Linked DNA regions of Homo sapiens: region 2 is linked to region 1. Evidence: chromatin contacts called from ENCODE Hi-C or POLR2A ChIA-PET data. All regions are on one chromosome and are shown on one strand. Each heading gives the region's core, a stretch centred on a gene start or an enhancer-like site at or near the end of the contact. The rest is flanking DNA. Distances are from core to core; before and after follow the strand shown.

The links. A loop is a pair of places that touch in the nucleus more often than their neighbours do. ChIA-PET counts read pairs that join two places held with the same protein, here RNA polymerase II (POLR2A). Pooled maps may share reads with other maps.
Region 2: a pooled map shows a loop between it and region 1 (2.1-fold over the local background). The contact joins two enhancer-like sites. A Hi-C loop is called at or near these places in 2 of 168 maps with a recorded cell type or tissue (Caco-2 and PC-9) and 6 of 50 pooled maps. POLR2A ChIA-PET finds 5 or more read pairs at or near these places in 2 of 52 experiments (GM10248 and activated B cell).

Annotation. Positions count from the first base shown.
Region 1 is chr14:65,239,039-65,246,698 of GRCh38, forward strand. No RefSeq gene overlaps it. Among named protein-coding and RNA genes, the nearest start is that of LINC02324, 21 kb to the left of the region's middle. Within about 2 kb of position 3,838, at least 3 of the 41 ENCODE cell types and tissues checked have a DNase peak (open chromatin) inside an H3K27ac peak, as active enhancers do.
Region 2 is chr14:65,165,798-65,173,457 of GRCh38, forward strand. No RefSeq gene overlaps it. Among named protein-coding and RNA genes, the nearest start is that of LINC02324, 53 kb to the right of the region's middle. RefSeq lists enhancers at 3,450-3,549, 5,113-5,172, 5,193-5,362. Within about 2 kb of position 3,877, at least 4 of the 41 ENCODE cell types and tissues checked have a DNase peak (open chromatin) inside an H3K27ac peak, as active enhancers do.

The sequences.
Region 1 (7,660 bases), core at 2,588-5,087:
CATTTGTTAACTAATTTGTCCTATTTCTCAGCTGGTGGAGGACTTGGGTTGGTAGGGGGTGTTACTGGGCCCCCTCAAATACCTCACATGGGTAGATAGCCTCCCTGGCCGCTCAGGACCACTGGGTGGAAGAGGCTGTCACATGAGCCCTTATGTAATGGCTATTAGGAAACTCTCTTTAAGATAGCTGTGGCTTCTCTTTTCCCAGTGGTATCCTGCCCTTTCCAGAGGAGGCTGCCGTGAGGTGATTGGAAGGAATGTGTCCTGGTCTCCATCAGAGCTGTTGAGTCAGTCACTTGGCCGCTCAGCAGAATTGCTCAAGTAGACTGGGAAGGAGACCCCAGGATAGTTCATGAGTGGCTATGTTACTGTCCCATGGCAGTGCCGAGAGGAGACGCTCATGCACAAAGGGGATCAGAAGCAGGCTTAGGAAGCCCAGCCCTGCAAGCCAAGGGCAAAGGCCAGCCTGCTGTCACCTGCAGGAAGGGAGTGCGGGTTCATATCCTCCTCCTCAGGAGGGAGGCCAGAAGATAAGAGATCATGCTCATGTAATCCACACAGGTCACCCCGTGGGTATAGAGCTGGCTGAACAAGGGCAAAGGGGAGATAGCTGCTGCGTCCTCCTCCCTGGGAAGGCATGACTACAGGGCAGACAGAGGCCAGGAGGGCTCCCTTAGGAGAGTGCCCTGCCCAGGGATTACTAAGGAGGGGCCGTATTCTAGTCTCTCAGTGAAGAGGAGTGGGCAGTTGTACAGGGGAAGAGCCCCGACAACCCTCTGAGCTTCCAGGTCCTGTTGTCCAGCCAGTGGGTTACCCAGGGGAACTCTTTGCTCTTTTGCCTTCTTCTAGGTCCTGCCTCTGCTACTAGTGTTTGGAAATGCTCATTAATTTTAATACTAACATGGGGAAAGCTAATTAGGAAGGTGAATCCACTGCAAAATAAATTATCTGATGCATTTACAAAGGAATGAATTATCTATTGTTCAGGATTGCTCTGCTCCACTCCCCTTCCATTAGCACAGCTCAGAGCCAGCCGGGTGTGAGCTGCACTTGTTCTTCCACTGTGGGGGCCAGAGGATGCTGTAGACAATAAGCATGAATAAGCTTCAAGGAGGAAGAGGTCCTGTTAGGCCAGGGCAGACAGAAAGCCTTCATAGAGCTGGGAATTGAACTAATTTTTAGCTGGGGGAGATATTCTACAACATAATTTGTCATGACTATTCATGATTCCATTGTATAGTTTTTACAATTTGGTCAATCACCTATTGTTGAGTCAATCCCCTATTGTTGAACATCGAAGTTATTTCTATTTTTTGTTGCTATAAATAATACTGTAATGAACATCCTTATATACATATTTTTACATATTTATCCAATATTTAAAGGATATTTTTCTTGAAAGGGAGTTGATGAGTCAAAGGGTAGGCACATATTTTATTTTATTTTATTTTATTTTATTTTTATTTTTATTTTTTTTGAGATGGAGTCTCACTGTGTTGCCCAGGCTGGAGTGCAGTGGTGCAATCTTGGCTCACTGCAAGCTCCGCCTCCCAGGTTCACGCCATTCTCCTGCCTCAGCCTCCCGAGTAGCTGGGACTACAGGCGCCCGCCACCACGCCCAGCTAATTTTTTGTATTTTTAGTAGAGACGGGGTTTCACCGTGTTAGCCAGAATGGTCTCGATCTCCTGACCTCGTGATCGGCCTGCCTTGGCCTCCCAAAGTGCTGGGATTACAGGCGTGAGCCACCGCGCCCGGCCATTATTTTTATTATTGTTTTTGAGGCAGGGTCTTGCTCTGTTGCCCAGGCTGGGGTGCAGTGGTGTGATCATGGCTCACTGCAGCCTGGACTATCCTGGGCTCAAGCTATCCTCCTCCCTTAGCTTCCTGAGTAGCTAGGACTACAGGTGTGTGCCACCACACCCAGCTAATTTTTGTATTTTTAGTAGAGACAGGGTTTTGCCATGTTGCCCAGACTGGTCTCGAACTCCTGGGCTCAAGTGATCTGCCCACCTCAGCCTCCCAAAGTGCTGGGATTACAAGCATGAGCCACTGTGTCCAGCCCACACATTTAAAAAATCATTTTTTTTTCTGATTGCCAAAGTAATACTCACCGTAAAACATTCAAACACAAGATTGTGCTTGAATGTGTTTGAATGTTTTACGGTGAGTATTACTTTGGCAAAAAAAAAAAAAAAAAATAATCAGAGCATCATTGGTTTTGAAAATGAAAGTCTCCTATAGTTTCACATCTCAGAATTATTTTATGCTGACTTTTAAAAATGAGACACTAACATGTAACAGAAACACCTCTGAAGACTTACTTTTCATCACACTTAGAATGGACACCAGAGCCCAGAGCCCACACCACGGCCACATCTCCCTCCACTCTTTCCTCCCCCTACTTTGCTCCAGCTGCTGTGGCTGCCTTGCAGTTTTAGAACCAGTTAAACACGGCAATACTGTAGGCCTCTGTGATGGCTGGTTCTTCCGGTCAGAATATCCTTGCCCCAAATATTCAGGTAATTCCCGCCCTCACTTTTATTCAGGTCTCTGCTCAACTGTCACTATTTTGGAAAGCCCCTCTCTAAGCATCCTAAGCAGAATAGCACACCTCATAATTCAGTTTCTTCATACCACGTATCATTACGTGACATTTAATTCTGTCTATTTATTTGCTTACTGTCTATTTAGAAAACTGTGAGAGCAGCCGGGTGCAGTGGCTCACGCCTGTAATCCCAGCACTTTGGGAGCCTGAGGCGGGTGGACCACTTGGGGCCAGGAGTTCGTGACCAGCTTGGCCAACATGGTGAAACCCCGTCTCTACTAAAAATACAAAAAATTAGCTGGGCATGGTGGTGCACGCCTGTAGTCCCAGCTACTCGGGAGGCTGAGGCAGGAGAATTGCTTAAAACCGGGAGGCAGAAGTTGCAGTGAGCCGAGATCGTGTCACTGCACTCCAGCCTGGGCGACAAGAGCGAAACTCTGTCTCAAAAAAAAAAAAAAAGAAAACTGTGAGAGCAAGGACTTTGCCTTGCTCTCTGCATATCCCCAGTACCTGGAACAGAAACTGGCACATAATAGGTGCTTAATAAATGCATGTTGAATGATTGAATAAAATTAAACTCTATAGTTCTGAAACCTGTTTTTGTGTGTGTGGTTAACAGGAGTCTCTTAATAGATAATACCTAGTACTTTTTTCAATTCCCTTATACATTCATTTGAAGTGTGCATTATAAAATTCATTGTTCAACATACAAATGAGTATCATTGACTTTGGGATCAAAGGAAGGGAAAATTATTCAAAAGAGCACTGTATGTATTTACACAGATGAAGCTGCTTTTTTACTGAACGGTATATCATGGACATCTTTTCACATCAATATATAAATCTTTCTAGTCTGCACAGTGGTACACAGTTTATTTACCCAATTCTCTTTTGATGGGCATTTGGATTGTTTCCAATTTTTCTATATTATAGACAATGTTGCATTGCACATCCTTACACATATATCCTTTGCATGCTTTTAATGTTTTATATCTTTTATCTGAGATGATGGAAAAACCTACAAGCATGAATGTCTAGCATGAGATTGGAAATGCAGTCTGGGAGCTGAGAGCTATCTAGCTTGGGGGTAGATTGGAGATTTCTTCACACATATCCAATCACTGAAGTAATAGGAATCCATGAAATATAAAGAAGGAAATCGAGCAAAGCTGGAAAACATGAATCTTAAGCAATGTCTGCACTTAGAGGGCAGGAGGAGGGAGGCAAGAAACTATTCATTTTTGACAGTTATTTCTTGATTGGTATTTTCTGAAGACTGGAAACACAATGACACAGTATGAGTGATGTGGACTTTGTTCCTGCCTTCCTGTGGCATACAGTCTCATGGAAGAGGAACGCAGAAAATAAACAGTGAAATCAGATGATCATAATAGAGTGGATAATACAAGATGACATGGAAGTACATAGGAGGGCAATTGCCACAGACGACAGCCTTAATGGAAAGTGCTCTAGAGGTTACCTCTGAGCTGAGCCTGATGTAAATAGGAGTTAGCCAGGTGAGGTGGTGCGGGTCAGGAGTGAGGAAGACTTCCAAGCTGAAGGAACAGCACTTTCAAGGTTCGGAGTTGTGAGGGAATGTGGCACATCCAGGGCACTGAAAAAAAAAGTTTACTGTGTGTGTCAGGAGACACACACAGTAAAGTGTGTGAGAGTGAGGTGGGTGGTGGGGGAGAGGACTGAGAAGTAGGCAGGGGCCATGATAAGAGGTTTGGCTTTAATTTTAAAGGCAATGAAGAATTTTAAGCAGGGAGGTCGTGAGATCAGTTCTGTAGGTACATTAGACAATGACTCCGACTGCAGTGCGGACAATGTATTGAAGGGTGTGGCATGGGAGAGAATAAGACCAGAGGGTCACCTGGTGGGAACCAGGGAAGAGGGGATATGGCTCTAAGTCAGAGTAATAGTGTTGGGCGTAAAGAGCAGTGGATGGATTCTAGAGGCATTTAGGAGGATTGGGAGGTAGAATTGACAGGACTTCGTTACAGGCTGGATTGAAGGGGAGAATGAAAGTGAAGAATCAAAGATGACAAATGAATGCAAAGAGCAGCTCCTGGTTTGGGTAATCGAGATAGGAAGATAAGCTGGTCCGGAAGGCAGTAAGGATGAAAACTTTACCTCTGGACAAGTCCCGTTTTTTGTGGGATGTCCAAGTAGAGGTGTTAAGCAGACAGGAGAGAAAGATCTGGGCTGGAGACAGCTCGGTGTCACGGGCATCCAGACAGAATTGACACCTTGGTAAATGTGAACTCTATAACATCCGGGACTTTGTCTTCTTCATTGTGATACCTCAGGGCTTAGAACCTTGCCTGATTCGTGGTGTGTGCTCAGTAAATATTTGTGGAGTGAAGGAGTGGATGAGATCACTCGGGGAAAGTGAGGGAAGAAGAAGGCCCAAGCCAGAAAGCCAAGGAGCACAGGGAGTGTCACTGCTGCACAGGAGAAAGAGAGACAGAAGGAGGGAGAGAGAGAGACAGGGAGGAGAGAGAGGGAGAGAAAAGAGAGAGGGAGAGAGAGGGGCATGTCAGGGACACAGAGAGGAAGCAGTCAGGGCAGGAGGAGGAGCTGGGCGAGGAGAGGCAGGAAGTGGTGAATAATGTCAAAGCTGTTGAGAGTAACTCAAAGGGGCAACAAAAGTCCAAGAGATTTGGACAACACGGAGGTCATTAGTAATCTTGAGGAGACTGTTTTCAGAGGACAGAGGAGTGACAAGGAAGGGTGTAAGGGGAGATAAGAAGTATACATGACCCTTTCAGGAAGTTTGACTGTGAATTAGGTATAAAAGGCAGTGAAAACAAGAGTATTTTTTTTAAGAGATGGAGACTTATGGATTTTTTCATGATTTTGAGAAAGAACAGCAGAGAGGAGATTAAAGACTCAACAAGATGACAGGATAATTGTTAGAGAGAGGTGAGGAGATGGGAGGAGATGAGATTTCCTTCAAGATGGAGGAATGGGCTCAAGTCAGTAAAGAGACAAGTTCCATTTTAACCAGAAAAATGAAATGCCGGTTACGATGAATTTCCAGGTTTGCAGGTGAGAAGTTGGGGTGTTTCTATCTGGTGTCCTCCAGACTTTCCTTGAGGCCACCAAGCAATGATGGGGAATGGCTATGGAGTAAGGAAAAGCAGTAGCAGAGCAGTGAAACGGGAGTCAATGGGAAAGAGGGGTCCATCCAGAGACAGGGAAGGCAACACAGGCCCAGTATCATGGAGCGAAGAACATGAGGACTGATGAGGCATAGGGCTGGTCAGTTGGGGATTATTCATAATATCTGAAGTTTCTGGAAAGTGATAGAGGTTGGACCCTCTACTGTCAGGATCTGAGAAATGAGCAGATATGTGAGGAGTGAAGTCAGCAGTTATATATAACTGGAGAGAATTCTGGAAGGGGAAAGCAGGAGTAGAGGGAGTGCTAAGGGTCATCTGAGCTTAATTCAGGATTTTTAAAAGAAGTGCAGCTAGGCTTGGACATGGGGCAGGAGAGGGAGGGTTTGAAATGTTGGAGGAAGAGGCCGGGCACAGTGGCTCACGCCTGTAATCCCACCACTTTGGGAGGCTGAGGCGGGTGGATCACCCGAGGTCAGGAGTTCCAGACCAGCCTGGCCAACATGGTGAAGCCCTATCTCTACTAAAAATACAAAAATTAGCTGGGCGTGGTGGCCGGTGCCTGTAATCCCTGCTACTTGGGAGGCTGAAGCAGGAGAATCACTTGAATTCGGGAGGTGGAGGTTTCAATGAGCCGAGATCACATCATTGCACTCCAGCCTGGGCAACAAGAGTGAAACTCCATCTCGAAAAAAAAAGAAAAAATGGTTGGAGGAAGAAGAAACAGAGAAGCCAGAGGGAGATGAGATCAAATGTGTGGTGGATGAGTTAGCCCTAAAATGTGGAGGGACCCTTCTCTTTTGTGACAGGAAAGAAGCTGGACAGGCTTGGCACACCAGCAGAGAGGTGGAGGTATGGACTCGAAATTCCGGGGAAATTGTTATTTCTCTATGGGTTATGCATGGGAGAGCAGGAGGTACTTGTTCTCTACTTTCCCCAAACCTCTACTTCACAGGCAATAAGACATTTGATGCCCACCCCATCCCTAGCAATCTGACCCACTGGTTAGGTCAAAACCGAGGACTAAGCATTTGGCAGTCTCTGCCCTGGCCCTAACAGTTTGAAAGACTATTGTAGCTCCTGCCTCAGTGCCCCCTTTTGGGAAGGAAGAATCACAGAAAATCAGGGCAGGAAGTGAGCTCAAAAACATGCGGTTCACATCTCAAAGTACACAGATGGGAGAAGTTAAGTCACCATCACCGAGTCTCCCAAGCATTCACCTTTTCTCCCCAGCTGTTAATTTATGACTCTCTTGTGAAACTCTTCATCATCTCTCCATTGTCCATGGAAAGAAGTCCTCAGTCTTCAGCTTGGGATTCAAGGCCCTCCACCATTTGGCCTCACTTGACTGCAAGCCTCAGGTTCTACTTCCCTCTTACACATATAAAACCTTTTCATCTGGGCTAATGTTCTTTCAAATTGGAGCACCTTACCTTCATCTCAAATTAATGTTTGTGTATAGTGTGAAATGACAAAGTTAGTTATTAAGTGATAAAGCTTCTAGAAGAAAACAGGAGAATATCTTCACAACCTTGGAGTAGGCAAATTTTTTCTTAGGTTACAGACAACAATAACTACAAAAGACAAAAAAATCAGACATTTTCAAAATTAGAAATGTCTGTACCCTTAAGAAAATGAATAATAGGCAATTCTCAGACTGGGAGGGAGTATCTACAAAACAAATAATGTTATTAATAAAATAGCATTCCTACAACTTAATAATAAGAAAAGCAACCCATTTTTAAAAAGTGGGCAGACACTTTACAAAGGAAGATATAACAATAACTGATAAGCACATGAACAAATGCTCAACATCACTAGCTAGCAGGAAAATACAAATTGAACAAATGCTCAACATCACTAGCTAGCAGGAAAATACACATCCATAGAACAGCTAAAAATTAAGCTACCTGTGACACCAAATGTTGATGAGGATGTAGAGCAACTGGAATGGTCATAGACCACTTTGAAAAGCAGTTTGGGGCGGGG
Region 2 (7,660 bases), core at 2,627-5,126, 73 kb before region 1:
GCCAAGTGCTACCCAGGGCTCATGATCTGAATCTGAGTGCTCAAAATCAAGTAGGTTTATGGTCCTGAGCATGTTAAAGCCAGCATGTTTAATAGGAGTTTAATAGGAGAGGAGTAGTAGAGATTCTGGTTCTGTTTGAGGCAGGAAGTTCACATGTAGGGCTGATATTGTCAGATTTTCTGATTTTCCAAAAGAAGCATGAAGTCCAGATTTTTTATGTGAAATATCTCACTTGATAAATCTTAACTAATTTATATTGTGTAAAAAAAGACCACAGGGACCAGATAAAACATGTTTGTAGGACACATTGCTCTGTGGCTACTAGTTAGTAACCCCTGAAAAAGCCTTAAGGTAGGATGAGGCAGGGCAGGGCAGCGTAGTTGTGGCACATGGTTTGTGTTCCCAGGGGCAACAAGAGTAATTCCATTTCAGTTTGGAGATCCTTGTCTAAAGCCAGTACATTTTGCTCAATTGATCATTATTTTTCTTTGGCTGAGTTAAGTAGCATTCTTCGCTCTTTCGCTAAAGGATCAATTCCTTGTCTCAGGAGCATTTGAAGCTTCTGGATGAGGATTAGAATGATTGAAATCTATCTGTGACCCTGTGGAGTGACTCCAGGCAAGTCTCAGATGCCTCTAACCCTCTCCATCCAAAATGCCCAATGCAGCTAGGTTTCTTTTAAGATCAGCAATGATTATTGTTTTTCTCTCTATGCAGAAACTTGCTTCAAGAAGGAGTCTCTACCTTTTAAGTGCCAGGCTAGGAGCCTCTTTATTGGACCACATTAGATCTTCCCTACAGCCCAATTTTGAATTATTATTTTTATTGCTTTCTTATTCTTTAACACTCAAAAATCTTTGGAAACATAAAAGCCTGTGATGTAGTTCATGTTGTGAGTTAAGGGAGGTACAAGAAGTGTGTCATTTCAGGTCCTCTGAGAAACACATGCCAAGATGGAATTAGGCAGAGCATAAATGCACGGGGGAGAATGTATGTGAAGGATATAGGGTGTGGGAGCAGGAGTGGTGAGGACAGCCCTCAGGCAGCAGTGCAGGCCTGGCACTTGCTGAAGGAGAGTGGAAAGGAAAGAGAGTTGGGTAGGAAGAATCTAGACTACAGCATAGCTCCAAGAAAGCCACAGCCAGGCTTATGGGAAGCCCAAGAACAGAGGAGTTGCCACTGGACAGGACTGGCCTGGCTGTAGTACATCTGTTGTGCCCAGGGAGGGGGAGGCCTCAGTGTGAAGGCTGCAGGGAGCCCAAAGGATCCATAGTGTAAGGCTGTCATCCTGCTACTCCTGGTAGCAGGTTCTCTCAAAGGGAGATCAAAGTGAGGTAGGAGGTGAGACTTTACTTTGAAGGCAGGGTTCAGATACTGGACCAAATTGGGGACTAACTAAAACAAGTCCAGGGCAGAAGCACCACCCCATAAGACACGCCCATCACTGTGCCCTGTCAGTTTACCATTACCATGGCAACACCCAGAAGTTCCCACCCCTTTCTGTGGCAATGACTTGACAACCTAGAAGTTACCACCTCTTTTCTAGAAATTTCTGCATAAACCACCCCTTAATTTGCATACAATTCAGAGCAGGCATAAAAATGAGTGCAGAACTTCCTCTGAGCTGTTACTCTGGGCCCACTGCCTATAGGGTAGCCCTGTTCTGCAAGGAGCAGTACCTCTGCTGCTCCTGTGCACTGGGCGCTTTCATCAAAGGCTGTTCAACACCATTGGCTTGCCCTTGAATTTTCTCCTCGGCAAAGCCAAGAACCTTCCTGGGCTAAGCCCCAATTTGGAGGTTCATCTGTCCTGCATCAAAAGGTGCTTTCTTGTGACCACCACAATCAGCAGGAAGGTTTTCGTGATTTCATAAATATGTGGTTATTTTTACTTATTTTTATACAATAAGAGGGAGGAGATTGTGGGGGTTCAAAGTTAGTCCTGGCTTTGTGGCTCCATCACTGTGCTGGCTGTGACCTTAGGCAAGGAGCTAAATTTCCTTATCCCTTTTGTTTATTTACTCGTTTATTTTTGTTTGTTTATTCGTTTGTTTTTTTAAGAGTCTTGCTTTGTCACCCAGGCTGGAGTGCGGTGGTGTGATCTCGACTCACTGGAACTTCTGCCTCCCAGGTTCAAGTGATTCTTGTGCCTCAGCCTCCCGAGTAGCTGGGATTACAGGCACCCATCACCACTCTTGTCTGTTAATTGAAAACAGTGAAAGTATCTCTCCCATGGAATTACTTTGAGAGTTTTGATAGAAGGTATGCAAAGTGCTTAGCACAGTGCCAGGTACCTAGCAAGTATTTTTACTTTGGAATATATTATAAGATGAGATCTAGGCTAACTATCCACTGATGATTACTTTGATTTTAGAGGGTCTTGTTTTTTGAAATGATATTGTTAAGGTGAGTCTGGTCAGTAGGCAAACTGAAATGCATGTATGGACAATGACCCCCAGCTCAGCCTGAGTCCCCCAGCAGCACTCTCCCACCAACCCTGTGAGGTAGGTTTTATTATGTTTAGTTTACAGATGAGCAAACTGAGGCCCAGAAAGATCTTGGTGATTTTGTGGAGCAAGTCATTCAGGAATGACCAGAGTATTGCATTGCATCCCCTTAGTTAATGATGGGCAGGTGACCCAGTAAGAACCAAGGAGATGTGGTGAGACTGCCCAGGGTAGCTGCGAAGATGTTGAGCTCTTTTACTAATGGTCTTGGACCAGGGAGAATGTGAGGCTGGTGATGCTGAAGCTGTCTTACCTGCACAAAGGTAAGCCTCTCTGAGAATGTGGCAGAGGCAGAAATATTTGGCCTTGAATGAGTGAATCTAATAGCCATCCAAACCCTTTCTCCTATAACTGCTCTTTTTTATTTTTTAATTTATTTTTGTTTTATTTTATTTTTAAAAAATGTTTGTGGGTATATAGTAGGTGTATATATTTATGGGGTAGATAAGATGTTTTGATACAGGCATGCAATGTGAAGTGAGCACATCATGGAGCTCTAACTACACCTGAGGAGATTGCTAGTTGTTTCAAAATACCCCTCTTCTTCATCATGTGACTAACAGAACTCCTCAAGTTTTAGCTGGGCACATGGCTACCCAAGTACTACATTTCCCAGCCACCCTTACAGCTGGTTGTGATCATGTGGTTATGTTCTGACCAATAGCATATGGGCAGAAGAGAAGTGATGAATGCAACTTATGCATTGCATCCTTAAAAGAAAGCTTCTTGCCCTTCTCTTATACCTTCTCCCTTCTTGGCTAGGATATGACAACGGAGTGACTGGTCAGACTGCAAGGAAGAGGCAGAACCCTTTCACAATCTTGGGTACGGTTTGTTCTTTGACTGTTATATGAGGCAAAACCAAACCAAACAAAAAACACTGCTTCTACTGCAGGGACCAAAAAAGCTTAAAAACGTACTTTCCCAGCCTCCTCTGTGGCTAAAGTGGCCTCATGGCACTGATGTATTCAATCAACTGGAAGCAGAGGTCAGCTGGGAACTTTGGGGATTGATTTACTTTTCTGGATAAAAAAAAAAAAAATCGGAAGTTAGCTAGCCTCTTCTTTCTGCCTTGAATGTCTAGAGCTGGACCTGTCCTCCTGTGACCCTGAAGACAGTAGAGCTGAAATGAAGAAGGAGGCTGGGTTCTTGATGACATTACTGAGCTGCTGCATAGTAACGTCATCTATGCCTATTCTGGGCTGCTTGTTGAATGAGAAAAATAAACCTCTCTCTGGACTTCTTATGTGAGAAAAACAAACCACACTTTGTTGAAGCCTCTGTTAGCTGAGTTTCATGTTATTGCAGCCCAAATGCCCAAATATCAGTGAAACTTAGTGGTGTGTCAGACAGCCCAGATGTTGATGATGTCATCTGGCCTTCTGAATACAACTGTGCCTGAGACTAAACCCAAGCCCCTGGACTTTTCAGCTATTAGAGAAAGAGTAAGTTCTCTTTCTGCTTAAGCAGTTTAGGCTGGATTTTCTGTGGCCTGGATGGAAAGACCCCTGATACAACTATGAACCAATAGCAACTAGATACATTCTGTTTTCACCTCCTCTTAGTCTCTCCCCTGATTTTACGGTTAAAAAAAAAAAAAAAAAAAGTAAAATTAGAGCAAGGAAAGAAAGAAGAAAGGAATAAAGAAGGAAGGATAAGATAAGAAACAATAGAAGACTTGAACTAAATTAAAAGAGGTTAGAGGCCAGGCACGGTGGCTCATGTCTGTAATCCCAGCACTTTGGGAGGTCGAGGCAGGTGAATCACGAGGTCGGGAGATCGAGACCATCCTGGCTAACACGGTGAAACCCCGTCTCTACTAAAAAAAAAAAAACAACACACAAAGAAATTAGCCGGGCATGGTGGTGGGCGCCTGTAGTCCCAGCTGCTCGGGAGGCTGAGGCAGGAGAATGGCATGAACCTGGGAGGTGGAGCTTGCAATGGGCCGAGATCACACCACTGCACTCCAGCCTGGGCAACAGAGCGAGACTCTGTCTCAAAAAAAAAACAACAACAACAACAACAAAAAAAAAAACAAAAGGTTAGAAGCTTTTACAGTTCCTTTGTTTGGAAACCTGGGTCCTAGTGTCCCTTGCGCAGGATGCTCGTTTCTGACTTTTGTGGCCTGCCCTTGACACCATTCGAGCATATGGATTTCAGTGGGTAGTGTGACTCAGCTTCCCATTCCCAAAACTCCAGAGCCACATTGCTGGGTCCCTTCACTCTGCTTTACTCTCCTCCCAAGACAGACGTAGCATGGGCCACGTGAATTCATCCATGTCCTGAACTAATCTGGTTGTTCTACCAGGTTACTCTTAAGTTCATGGGCCATCACCCCCTTGTACTTACTGAGCTCCAGGGTTTTCATCTCTTCTGAGAATCGACCGTTTAGTCCAATCTTAGTACAGACCAGCATTAATAGGCAATTACCACAGGGAGATAATACAGAGGGAAAAATGGCTAAAAATATACAGTGAATCACAGAAAATTACATCTCTTAAAACCTACAGTGTATTCCTATTGCCATAGCAACCCTTGGCTAGTAAAGACAGAGATGATTTATCACAGGCTTTCCCCGGAGCTCGGTTCTGCCGGAAGCACCTCCAGCCTGTGGTGAGTTCCAGCGAGGAGGGCAATGCAGACATCATACAACCGGGTTTTCTCTCCTCCATCCCTTCCAGTGGCATTTCTGCGGCAAGAAGACTTGAGTTCCTTCTATATAACCCAGGTCATCTCCCGGCCCCTTTTCTGAGATGAAAGTGGCTGTCTCTAACCTCTGACAACGCGGCGTCCTGCCGACACGATGTGAATGCCAGCGGCAGCAGTGCGCTGACTTCCAGGAGGGGGCAGTGGGGCTGGGGGACATGAGGAGGCTGTAGGTGCCAGACCGTCTGAACAAATGAGGAGAGGAGAGGAGTTCTTTCTCCTCCTGTTCCTTTTCCTCCCTACTTCTCTCTCACCTTCCCACTTCCCTGACTCTCCTCTCTACCCTGCTACTTCCTCAGTAGGTCTACTGTGAAATGGACTGGACATACATCAGGACCGGGAGAAGAGAGAGGAAGTCATGTCCTCACTTAGGAAATGAGTCTGGTCTTTAGGAAGATTATAAAATGTATGTAAATAAACATCTTGTTATTTCGTTGGAACTCTAAAATTCACTGGCATAGATGCTGTGCTTTCTCATAATGTTAAAAATTAGATTCTTGAATGCTGTTTAAACATTCATAATTTGGAGAAATAGCCTGGACCAGAGTTTTGGAGAATCCACCTTCAAAAATAACCCTAGCTGGGGGGCAGTAACATGCACCTGTAGTCCCAGCTAGTCAGGAGGCTGAGGTGGGAGGATTGCTTGAACCCAAGAGTTTGAGGCTGCAGTGAGCCATGATCACCTCTGTAAATAGCCACTCTGCACTCCAGCCTGTGCTATGTAGTAAAAGATACCCTGTTTCAATAAAAAAAAAAAAAAAAAGAAGAAGAAGAAGAAGAAGCTGGAAGGAGCTCCCATTCAAATCTTGGACAATCTGAACTTTTAAAAAATAATAATAATAATCAACTGGGCACGGTGGCTCATGCCTGTAATCCCAGCATTTTGGGAGGCCAAGGCGGGTGGATCACCTGAGGTCAGGAGTTCGAGACCAGCCTGGCCAACACGGTGAAACTCCATCTCTACTAAAAATACAAAAATTAGCTGGGCATGGTGGTGAGCACCTGTTTTCCCAGCTACTCGGGAGGCTGAGGCGGGAGAATTGCTTGAACCCAGGAAGCGGAGGCTGCAGTGAGCCGAGATCACACCACTGCACTCCAGTCTGGATGACAAAAGGGAGACTTCATCTAAAATAATAATAATAATAAATTGGATAAAATGTGAAAATCTAAGTCCATATTAATATAAGCAAATAAATAAATGGAGAAAAAGAAAAAGGCTTTCCTTAGAGTAAAATTACAACTAATATAGGTATAAGAAATGATAAAATTAGAAAATGACCATTTGGTAAACCTTAGAGTCATTAATGATTCAGGCAAGAATTATCAAGGGATGTTAAAACTAGTGGGTAAAAATTTGATGAGAAACAGTGTATTTACACAATCTCAAAGTAGATCCTCATAAAACACCTATTGATTTCAAAGAGAAAAATAATAACTTTACAGTAGAGAGGACTGATAATCCCCACCTGAATCAAATGATCAAAGTTAACATCGCAAGGGACAAATGGGACAGATTGATAGCATATATCTCCTGATGTATGTGTGCTGAAGGACATGATATCACCTCTGTGGTTTTCCTGCCAAAAAGGTACAACCGGAATCTAATTGTGAGGAAACATCAGACTAATTCAAAAGGAGGGACAGTCGATTAAATAAATGGCTTACATTCTTCAAAAATGTCAGTGTCATGAAAGACAAAGCTGAAGAACTATTCTAATTGAAGAAACCTAAAAAGACATGATATTGCTGGCCGGGCGCGGTGGCTCACGCCTGTAATCCCAGCACTTTGGGAGGCCGAGGTGGGCAGATTAAGAGGTCAGGAGATCGAGACATCCTGGCTAACACAGTGAAACCCCGTCTCTACTAAAAATACAAAAAAAAAAAAAAAAATTAGCGGGGCGTGGTGGCGGGCGCCTGTAGTCCCAGATACTCGGGAGACTGAGGCAGGAGAATGGCATGAACCCGGGAGGCAGAGCTTGAAGTGAGCCGAGATCGCGCCACTGCACTCCAGCCTGGGCGACAGAGTGAGACTCCGTCTCAAAAAAATAAAAAAAGGCCGGGCGCGGTGGCTCACACCTGTAATCCCAGCACTTTGGGAGGCCGAGGCGGGTGGCTTACGAGGTCAGGAGATCGAGACCATCCTGGCTAACACGGTGAAACCCCGTCTCTACTAAAAAAATACAAAAAATTAGCCGGGCTTAGTGGCGGGCGCCTGTAGTCCTAGCTACTTGGGAGGCTGAGGAAGGAGAATGGCGTGAACCCGGGAGGCGGAACTTGCAGCGAGCCAAGATCGCACCACTGCACTCCAGCCTGGGCGACAGAGCGAGACTCCGTCTCAAAAAAAAAAAGTCGTGACATTGTTAAGAGGTTGGATTGGATGTTGGATCAAAACATTTTTTTCTCTTTATAAAGAACATTATTTTGCTCTTATAAAGAACATTATTAGAA